Linked DNA regions of Homo sapiens: region 2 is linked to region 1. Evidence: chromatin loops called from intact Hi-C (ENCODE). Cell type or tissue: Caco-2. All regions are shown on one strand. Each heading gives the region's core, and the rest is flanking DNA. Links, peaks and the distances in the headings are about the cores only. Region 1 holds the start of CYB561 (cytochrome b561). Region 2 holds the start of KCNH6 (potassium voltage-gated channel subfamily H member 6).

Region 1 (5,359 bases), core at 273-5,272:
TCCTCCTGCCCCAGCCTCCCAAAGCTCTGGGATTACAGACAGACATGAGCCAGCCCTAAAATGTTTTGTTTTTAAAATTAATTGTAATCCAGTCTGGACTATACTTGTATTTATACCAATGCAGTTGTAAAATATAATTTTTATTAATTTTTTTTTTTTTGAGGCTGGAGTGCAATGGCAAGATCTCGGGTCACCGCAACCTCTGCCTTCCGGGTCCAAGCAATTCTCCTGCCTCAGACTCCCCGAGTCTGGGATTACAGGCGTGCTCCACGATGCCTGGCTAATTTTTTGTATCTTTTGTAGAGACGCGCTTTCACCACTGCGCCGGGCCAATTGTTATTATTTTTTTTATGGAAGACGGGGCCCGTGAAGGCCAGAGGGCCAACGGCCCATGAAAGGCCCAGCGCAGCCCAGGTTAGAGAGATGTGATTTCAAAACAGACTCATTATTTATAACCATCAGCTCCTGGACAAGCCAAGTCCCTTCTCCAAGCCTGCTTCCTAATCTATAAAGTGGAGGATATCTGGAGCTACCTTATTGAACACAGAAGGAGTAAGTGGATAAAGGTGTGCCAGCGCCCAGCACAGTGCCTGCCACAAAGTAGGCATTCCATCAAAGACCAATCTTACAAAAACGAAATCTGGTCCTAAGAGCACCTTAGAAAGAGTCACACTGCTGACACATGAGGTTTGGGGCCACAGAGAGCCAGATGGCAGCCGTCTCTAATAAATCTACACTCCATTGCTGTCCACCATTAGCCCCTGCACACCAAGCAGAAGCTCCTGGGGCTGGAAGAACACAGGATGGTCTGCTTTTAATCTGTGACATTGTATATTCCCAAAATTCATTTATGAATTGTTCAGACAGTAGAGTGCTTTTTCCCAGTGAAGCTACGCTTTCAGAGGGGGTTAATTTCTCATTCCCCTCCACCAATGCCATCTAATGCCACTGAACCATCCCAGTATTAGCAGGAGCCCAAGCTCTGCCTGCCAAGGAAAAGTGGTGAGGGCAGAAAAGTAGTAGGACAAGGCTGGGCACGGTGGCTCACGTCTGTAATCCTAGCACTTTGGGATGCCAAGGCGGGCAGATCACTTGAGGTTAGGAGTTCGAGACCAGCCTGGCCAACATGGTGAAACCCCGTCTCTCCTAAAAATGCAAAAATTAGCTGCGTGTTGTGGCACACACCTGTAATCCCAGCTACTAGGGAGGCTGGAACAGGAGAATCGCTTGAACCCGGAAGATGGAGGTTGCAGTGAGCTGATATTGCCCTCTGCACTCCAGCCTCCTGGCAACAGAGCAAGACTCCATCTCAAAAAAAAAAGAAGGAAGGAAAGTAAGGAAAGCAAGAAAGCAATAAAGCAAGAAAGAAAAGGAGTGGGACAAGCAGGGTGGTTCCACCTCCAGCTCTAGGAGGCTCCCTCATGCAAGGAGGTGGGGCTGCCACCGCCTCGTATTTTCCTGCCTCCATCAAATTTCACCGGGAGAAATCCAGGCACCTAGAGGAGGTGGCAAAGCTTTTTTTTTTTTTTTTTCATTAGCTATTAAACCAAAGGGGCAGAATCTAGGCGCCCTAGATGTAACTTCATTTACGGAGTCAGAAAATCCACAAAGGCTGCCAAGGTGGAATGAATGAGAGGAGGACGACCAGAAAGGAGAAGTCTGGGAAGGGGACCCCAGATCCACACGGATGATCCTCGCTCCGTGATACAGTCGGGGACAGGGCAGGGAGGGAGGGAGGGAGGGTGGCCCTGCCATCTCCCAGGTGTCAAGGTGGCGGCAGCTCCGCCCTCAGCGCAGTTGGCACCGGCCTGACCCACCACAGGGCCACCGAGGCCACCGAAGCCATGGGGCTTTCCCACTCGGGAAACTCCCACCCTCGCGCTCAGAAGCTGGGGGCGTCGGGAGACACAGGCGGGGACCTGCGGCTCCACGTTGCAGCCCGGGCCCTGCTCGGGGCAAGAGGCGGTGGCTCCGGTTTCAGATTTCAAGAGGGCAGCCGTGGCAAAGGCTGGTTGGTCCATTTGCACCCTACCTTGCTCTAGAACGCGGCGCAGGAGCAAAGATCCAAACTCGGGGTCACCAGCAAGCGGGGGTCTCGGTTCTAACTTCAGCAGAGACCCGGCACCCGGGCAGGCCAGGGCAGGGGCCGCCTGGACCGGGAGAGGCTCGGCTCCGAGAGGGCGGGCGAGCCCTGCAGCCCTCGGGCCCAGGGTGCGGGTCGGCGCCGCAGTCCAGTGCGCGGCCGCAAGGGGCAGGTGCGAGGCCGGCTGCTACTCGGGAGCCCCGCGCTGTCCCTCCCTGCGCAGTCAGGGCTCACCTGGGCCGCCCCCGCCCCGCACCCCTGCGCGCTCCGCTCCCACCCCCAGCCCGGCCTCCTACCTTGCCTACCCGAGCGTCCCTTCAGCCTCCCCGCGCCGCGCCCGGGTCGCTTGGCCGGTTCTGCGGGCCGTGGCGCGACGGCGTCGCCATGGCAACCGGGCGGCGGGCTGGGCGGTGTCTCCGGGACCGGAAGTGGCGTACGCGGCCCCCGGGGCTGCCCCGCACGTGCCAGGTCCCCGCGGTTGCGGCCACGCTCGGGACCGGGCCCTGCCAGCTCCGGGCCCGCACGTGGGCGAACCGCGGCCACCGTGAGCCCGGCCTCGCGACCTCCCTCCGGGGCCCCCATGATCGGGGGTGCGTGGGATCTGCGGCCTGCGGGGGTGGAGGGCCGGGAGCTCCCCCGGGCCTGCCTCGAGGGCCGCGGGATTCGTCCTTGCGAGCCCCGACTGCGCACGGAAGGACCTGGGGTCGGCCAGGCCTGGGGGATGGGACGGGCCCCGAGGAGAGCGGGTGCCAGGGGCGAGACCCGCCGCCCTTCCCCGGCTTGGTCCCGCGCTTCCTGATTTTCTCGCTCCACGCCTCCCATTCTGCCCTCCACCTTCTTCCCTGCCCCGCCCTCGCCCTGCCCGGGCCCAGGAGGCCACTAGATGTCAGACCCGGTTCGGGCCTTGGCCACGCCGCCGCTCCGGGAGCCCTGGGGGCACCTCCCCAGCCCCCACGGGGGAGACGATACTGCCGGGAAGGCCCGGACTAGCCCCCGCCCCCGCAGAGTAGCCTTCGGGGAACACCGATTCCACCAGGCTCTCACGAAAGCCGAGAGCTTGCCGTCCGCAGCTTCCCCTGCCCAAAGCGCAGAGAAACGAGGGCGCCGAGGCCAAGACCAAGACCGGGAGCCAGCCCCTTCGGAGCCCGGTCCAGGCCCCCGGTCCAGGAAGTGCTGTGGGTAGATAAGGGGCCCAGCTCAGACTTCCTACAAGCTGGGAAGAAAGGGTTCTTTCCTGTCTGATGCCGGGCCAGATGTAGCAAGCGCCTAGGGGTAGGAGGGAAATGGGGTTTCCTCCCCGCAGAGGGAAACCGGCCTCCATTCAGGAACGCCCTCCCCCACCTGCCCTCCAGGCACCGAGGTTCTGGGAGGCCGGGGGGCAGGGAGACCTGCTTACTTGAATGCGCTTTGTGTATTGCCTGTGTATTGCCACAGGCAGTGGGCAAGATAGGCCCTGGGGATCCAGTACTCGCTTAGTACACAGAGAGCAGTCTCCAGCGCCAGGCGAGACGCACAGGCGTGTCAGCTGCATATGGCACACGGTGGCACATGGCACACCTTCCACGAGCAGACACAAGGGGCCGACACAGCAGGGCCCACCCCCTCAGAGGGACCAAGCTTAAACCCTCCAACAACAGAAAATTTGTAGAGTATCTTTCAGTTGGAGGAAATTAATGGATAATTTAAAGTAAGAAACAGTTTCCTTAGCGTGCTAACAGGCAGAATCCCTGTGGATTGAAGGTGGAACTGAGCCATGTCCTTTGTTTGGTCTGTGGATTTAGACGTGGAGGAGGAGTCCTGACCGGCTGAGCAGGGCTGAGTTCCCTCGTGAGAGCCCCGGGCCTTCAGCCCCTTCCAAAGCCAGGAGAGACTCCTGCTGAGGGGTGATAGGGGCCCTTTGGCTTCCCCCTCACCCCACGGCCCAGCAGCACGGGGCTGCAGGCTTTTCCCTTAGGAGGAAGAGCAGCCGCCTCCCTGCCAGCAGTGTTCTCAAGGGCCTGCTTCAAGTGGGGAGGGGTGGGTGAGGGTGTTCTGACTGAGGGAGAGGCCTGCACACCCGCTGCATGGGGGGGCTCATGGCTACACCTAACCCATTTTAAAGAACAGGCAACGCCACCAAACTGCTCTCTGGCACTAGGGCCCAGAGGCCTTGCCCCAGCTCCCAGATGTCCCAACCCAGGACGACAGACACCCAGACTAACTACCTTGCAACCCTGTTCCTGCTGCCGAAGCTCCTGCCTTGGAAGCCTGAGAAGTGTGCAGTCCTTCAGCTTGGGAAAGGTGGGAAAGGAGAGGACCCCTCCTGCCCTTTCTTGAGTGGCACAAGATGAGTTCCAGGGCCTCCTGAGTTGTGCTAACGCCTGTAATCCCAGCACTTTGGGAGGCCGAGGCGGGCGGATCACCTGAGATCGGGAGCTAGAGACCAGCCTGACCAACGTGGAGAAACCCCATCTCTACTAAAAATACAAAATTAGCCGGGCGGGGTGGCACATGCCTGTAATCCCAGCTACTCCGGAGGCTGAGGCAAGAGAATCACTTGAACCCAGGAGGCAGAGGTTGTGGTGAGCCAAGACCGCGCCATTACACTCCAGCCTGGACAACAAGAGCAAAACTCCGTCTCAAAAAAAAAAAAAAAAAAAAAAGGAAATGCTGACTGTGTTTCCATGTTTCCACTCCCTTCCCACATCGCAGAACCACGCTAGCCTTTCTGTTTTCAGATGCACCAAGTTCACTCCCACCTCTCCATGGAATGTTCTTTCCTGGATCATCTCTGGTCACATTCTCTCAAATCTCAGCTCAAACATCACCTCCTCAGGCCTTCCCTGACCATCCAGAGGGCAGCTGGGGCAGGGATTAGGAGGTAGGAGTGCTCCTGGATTCCGCGTGCTGGGCAGCCAGGCCTAGAGTGCCCCCTGGTCTCTGACAGAAAGCATTTAAGGAGGAGGAAGCATCAAGGAAGCAGGCAGAATGTGAATAGAGAGCTGGAGACTCAGGCCGTAGACCCACCTGGCACCTGGCTAGTCACTTCTCCCTTGCTAGGGTTACCAGATTCAGAAAGAAGAGGAAAAAATAAAAAAAGGCTTCCCAGTTAAATTCAAATTCAGGCCGGGTGCGGTGGCTCACACCTGTAATCCCAGCACTTTGGGATGCCGAGGTGGGTGGATCACCTGAGGTCAAGAGTTCGAGACCAGCCTGACCAACAAGGTGAAACCCCGTCTCTACTAAAAATACAAAAATTAGCTGGGCAAGGTGGCAGGCACCTGTAATCCCAGCTAC
Region 2 (5,359 bases), core at 313-5,312, 76 kb after region 1:
TCTGGTTAGAAAAAGGACTCTGCTTCAGTCCACAGTACATAAAATGTACTCAGGTAGGACAGGACATTCCTTTACGAATCACCAGTGCCCAGTTTATGAGCACTGTGCTTTTATACCAACCAGCACATCTTTCTGCTAATCCTTGGGCCAGCCCTGTGTTGGACTACATAATCCAGCCCCCAAAAGCTCTTTGTTGACCAGTTGAGATGTAAGTAGCCTCACAAACTGCCCCATGGCTCTCTCTGCCCCAGCCCAAGCCCTTCCAAATGGAGACAGTGGGTTGCTGGGCATTGAGCCAGGCTTGATTAATGATTGACTTCTTTAATATTTAAACAAAGCTCATCTCCAACCACTCTGCTCTGGAGATGGCCTTGTTCAACACACACACACCTGCTGCCTGGCCCGTTGCCCTGGGGAGCGAGCATAGGACAAACAGCACCTTTTCAGGCTCAGTGGGGGATGGGGAGGACAGGAAGGAGGGAACTGTAGGAGAATACTTGGGAAATTAGTGCTCTAGAAACAAGCCTGGGGAAAGAACGGGAAGGCCTCTGCCTCTGCCTTTCCTAGTTCATTATCCTCAGCCTGGGTCTGCCTGCCATGAGGATCCTACATTCAATATTGGGGATTCAGAGCGTCTGGATGGAGGTTGCATGGGCTCCTGGGGAGGCTGGGAGTCAGTGTCTGTCAGAGAATAGGGAAAACTTGAGGGGAAAGGGCATTATAGCCAGTAACTACAGAGAAGGGGTACCCCGGCTGCAACTGAGCTGGTGGGAGGGTGGCCAAAAGAGGAGACCAGGTCTCTCTGAATTAAGAATCTGAGCCCCAAACTCAGGTGTTCAGGGGACAGAGATACTAGGCTGAGATCTCCATGGACCCTGCCCCTGTCCAGGTTTCAAAAGGTCTTTCTGAGATCTGGCTGAGCCCAAGCACTTGCTCCAGCCCCAGGCTCCACAGCACCCTTGTTTGATGACTCTGTCCCTGCTCTTACTTTTCTGTGCCATAATGTCCTTATTTGTCCCTATTACTAGCTATCAGCTCTATAAGAGCTGGATGCACATCAGGAGTGTGCCCCTCTGTAACAACTCTAGTCAGCACAGGCCATGGTGCACAAAAGGGACTTGGAAAATGATGGAATGAGTAAGTGAATGAATGAATGAATGAATGTCCCACTGCCCAAGTCCCTCCTCAGAGCTCAGCACCCCATGTACTGAGCTCATGAGAAATAGCCCCTTCTTTTCCTCCACAGCCAGCCTGTCCAACAGAGGGGCAGCCAGGACATCTCTGCCCTCTTCTCATCCCCCAGCCACAGTGGCCAAAGAGGCCCCCACTAGGCACTGTGGCTCTGCATGACAAACACACATCCAGCCCAGGACTCTAAGCCTCTCACCTGGACTCCAGTAAAAACCTTGCTGAGCCTCCTTGTCTATCCTTCCTCCCCCACCCACCATTGTAAAGTTTATGTCACCAGAATATTTCTTTCATGTCTAATTGCTTAAGAACTTGGTTGTTCATCAATTAAATCTAGATGTTCAAAATGGCATCTGAGGGTCTTTATTAATTACCTCCTTCCTCCAAACTCACCTCTCCCACACCCCCTTGTTCCCCCCACCCCAGCCCCTCTGCACTGACATCACCTTTGGCCTTTGCCTAAGGTGCATGCCCCATTTGAATGCTTGCCCTCCAAGATCAGGCTCAAAATTGCTCACCAAACCCTCTGCAGCACTACAAGCCCACCCAGATGCTCAGTGAACAGTAGTCCCCTTCTCCCCTTCCTCTCCAGGAAGCCTCTTTCAATAAACCTATTCCCACCCCCATTTGCTTTTTCTAGTGTGTTCATTTTCAGTCAGTACTCAGTACTCAGACACTTTTATCAGTGGTCACTTGCTAATAGGTGGTTTTAAATCTGTTCTCCTTCCAAGATGTACCTGTATGCTAAGAGCTCTCAGGCCTCTGAAGAAGGCATCTTATTGCATACTTCTTTCTTTCTTTCTTTTTATTTTCAGATGGAGTCTCGCGTCTCGCTCTGTCTACCAGGCTGGAGTACAGTGGCGCAATCTCGGCTCACTGCAACCTCCGCCTCCCGGGTACAAGCGATTCTCCCACTTCAGCCTCCCAAGTAGCTGGGATTATAGGTTTGCGCCACCACTCAGCTAATTTTTGTTTTTTCAGTAGAGACAGGGCTTCGCCATGTTGGCCAGGCTGGTCTCAAACTCCTGACCTCAGGTAATCTGCCCACCTCTGCCTCCCAAAGTGCTGGGATTACAGGCGTGAGCCACCGCGCCTGGCCCTTATTGCATATTTCTTGCACGTCTTCATGTGTACTCCTACCCCCTCCTCTCAGGACCAGGCCCTGGCTGGACTTGGCGGCAGGAGCTCTGCATGGGACCTAGGTCTCAGCTGAGCTGGAGATCACTTGCTATAAGAGCAGGCCAGAGGCCTAATGGTATCATTGCCAGGGTCGGGCCCAGTGGTCAGACCCGGAAGAAAGCTTTCAGCCAAAGACCACCTGAGGCCCCTAACAACCCCATCTGTAGCCCCCCTCCTGCCTGGGAAACTCCCTGCACTGGGAGGGGAGACTGCCCTTTGGTACTGGGAGGGAATCGGAGAGGTGCTGAGGCCATTGGCCCTTAGGACAGGAACAGAAGCAGCTCCTCAGAGAACACCTGCCCTATTCCAGGGCCAGGACCCCAGCCCCGCCCCGCCCCGCCCCGCCCCGCCCCGTAGGATGCAAGGCCCCGCCCCAGCCCCGTCGGGTCCCAGAGAAACTGCCCCGCCCAGCGGCCCCCTCCCCGCCGCCGGCGCGCGGCTTCTTTCAGCACCAAGGCGTGGACAGCTCCCGGGCCGGCGCAGAGGAGAGGAGGCCAGGAGGGCGCGGGCCAGGGAGGCGAGGGGAGGGCAGGGGAGCGCAGGAAAGGAAAGGAGAGGTGGGGCAGGGGTGGGGAGGGGAGGGCAGACGCAGGCTGGCGGGCGGGGCGCGGAGCCCGGCGGCCCTCCCCGGGGGCGGCGCCCACCGGAGCCGGACGCTGCTGAGCCCGAGGACAGACGGAGACGCCGGGAGCCAGTGGCGCCTGTGGCTCCGGGCAGGGGCCGCGGCCGAAAGATGCCGGTCCGCAGGGGCCACGTCGCTCCCCAAAACACTTACCTGGACACCATCATCCGCAAGTTCGAGGGCCAAAGTGAGTGTGTGTATGTTGGGGCGGGGGGACGATCTGGAGTCCTGGTTCCGTGAAAGGGGGGGCTGGACCCCTTTACTAACTTCTAACCGGGCAAGGTGGTGAGTGCCGGGTGCTGAATGAAAAATCCTTCTTTTGATGTCCCCAACACCTTCTCCTCCAGGGGGACCCGCTTGCCTTAAATGCTGTCCTCTTTTCTGGAACACAAGGAGCAGCGTGCAGGCCTTCCCTCCCTACTGCCAGCTGTTTCCTTGGTGCCCCAAGTTCGAACCTCCCCTTCCAGCCACTGCCTGCCCCCTCATCCGCGTCCTCCAGAGGCTTCTCTGAGTCCTTCTTTTCCTTCCTTTTCATATCCTGGTTCTGGTCTTCCCAGGAGCTTTCCCAGGCCTGACCCCCATCTGGTCACATCCCTGCCTCCCTTCCCCACACTTTTCCTGTTTCCAGGAGGCCTTGGGCCTTCCTTCCACCTCAAGACCCTCACTGCCCTAGTCTTCCCACAATCCCCAGGCCTGACTCCCTCCCTCATTCCGGTCACTGCCCTGCTCCTCTGCCTAAATTCCCCTTACTGCCACCAAGAGTCCTTATGATCTTTCCCTCCCAGCCGCTGGATCCTGGCTCCCATGGACTTTTTGCCTCCCACCTCCCACCCCAGGTCGGAAGTTCCTGATTGCCAATGCTCAGATGGAGAACTGCGCCATCATTTACTGCAACGACGGCTTCTGCGAACTCTTCGGCTACTCCCGAGTGGAGGTGATGCAGCAACCCTGCACCTGCGACTTCCTCACAGGCCCCAACACACCAAGCAGCGCCGTGTCCCGCCTAGCGCAGGCCCTGCTGGGGGCTGAGGAGTGCAAGGTGGACATCCTCTACTACCGCAAGGATGGTGAGGCATACTCAGGCCAGAGGCTTTGCAGGGCAGGCTTGGCCCTCTGTCTTGTCCAGCCAGGGTGGCCTTGGGGAAGGCACTGACCCAGGGTCCAAAGGGCCTGAACAAACCCTGTTTCTTCTAGGGGCCTTGGTTCCTCCACAGGCATTGGATATGATGCCTTCTGAGGTCCTTTGCAGGAGCTAGGGATCAGGCTGGGCCACCCACTGGTTCTGGCCTGGGGCAGGGCCTCCTGCTCTGCCATCCCTCTGCTGTGTCCCTGGTCTCCTGGCTCTCCACTATCTTACTGTCAGCCCCAGCGGTCAGGCAGCTGGGATGGAAATTAACCTTCCCTCCTCTCCGTCTGCTCCAAGGATTAGAGGAGGAGTCACCTCCTGAAGACCTCTGTGGCCAGGCAAGGCATGGGGGCTTTTGGCTGGCAAAGTGGGGTGGGCCTGCCTTATCCAGTCTCAGCTCTTTGGGGAGACAGGGTCTGGAGTTTTCCCTGACCAAGAAGCTCATTCAGATGGAGTTTGGGTTGTTACTGCCAGCTGGAGCATACTGCAAGCAGAACAGAAGCGTAAGTCAGGAGCTGAAGACAGATCTCAGCAGCCCTTGGAAATCCTCCCCCACCCCCCAGGACCACAGGGTCCTCACTGGACCTGGCAGCATGGGTGGGAACGAGGAAAAGAGCCTGAATGTCCTGGGAAATCTCTTGAATCAATGGCCCCCAACCTGGTTCTGCATCAGAATTACCCAGAGCATGTTTTCCAAAACATGCTTTCTCTACAGAGAGGCTGACTCAGAAGGTGTGAGATGAGGCCAAGCGGGTGTATTTGGAAATATCTCCCTGGTGGTTCTGATGTCCTGCTTACTTTAGGAACCACTGGCTTAGGTAAATCCCTTCATTTCATAGATGTGGAAGGGATTTGCCCAAGATCCCACTGCTAGAGTCCAACCTGGGACTGGAACCCAAGTCTCTGGATTCCTCCCTCGGAGATTTCTTTTGAGTAATCCCAAGAGGAGAGAAAGGACCCCAGCTGCCTTTGTGTTTACAGGCAGGATTTCTGGGGAAGGAGGTGCTCAGGGGAGAGAAGTCCCCAGGGAAGGCAGGCATGAGGCCACCTGAGTGGAGATAAAGAATGGATGTCTCTGGATCGGGACCGAGGAGTGCTGAGAGACCAGGTTTCAGGGGCCTGGAGTGTGTGAAACATGAGCATGTGTGTGCTTGCATGTGTGTGCCTCTGTGTGTGAGTGTGTGCTTGCAAGTTCACGCCTGTGTGTGTGTGTTTGCAGGCTTCTCAGAGTTACAGCTTCTCGG

Evidence for each region. Peaks named below come from ENCODE experiments on the same cell type or tissue, not always from the same donor. Only the 100,000 strongest peaks of a DNase experiment are listed, where the experiment ranks them.
Region 2: it touches region 1 in a loop (6-fold over the local background); 3 of 110 quality-filtered maps call a loop at or near these places.

What each region holds. Positions count from the first base shown.
Region 1 is chr17:63,443,866-63,449,224 of GRCh38, forward strand. It overlaps CYB561 (cytochrome b561), which reads right to left and starts at 2,441. Exons shown (of 6, transcript NM_001915.4): 1 at 2,380-2,441. RefSeq lists silencers at 2,138-2,697, 2,868-3,057 and enhancers at 3,027-3,840, 3,198-3,337, 3,841-4,653. In Caco-2, for the core only: CTCF peaks have their summits at 2,231 and 3,073; DNase peaks (open chromatin) are centred at 2,406, 2,946 and 3,466; H3K4me3 peaks cover 2,833 bases.
Region 2 is chr17:63,520,314-63,525,672 of GRCh38, forward strand. KCNH6 (potassium voltage-gated channel subfamily H member 6) reads left to right here and starts at 3,045. Exons shown (of 13, transcript NM_001278919.2): 1 at 3,045-3,176; 2 at 3,826-4,056. The coding sequence starts at 3,101. In Caco-2, for the core only: no CTCF peak of the experiment used is centred there; a DNase peak (open chromatin) is centred at 2,858; H3K4me3 peaks cover 377 bases.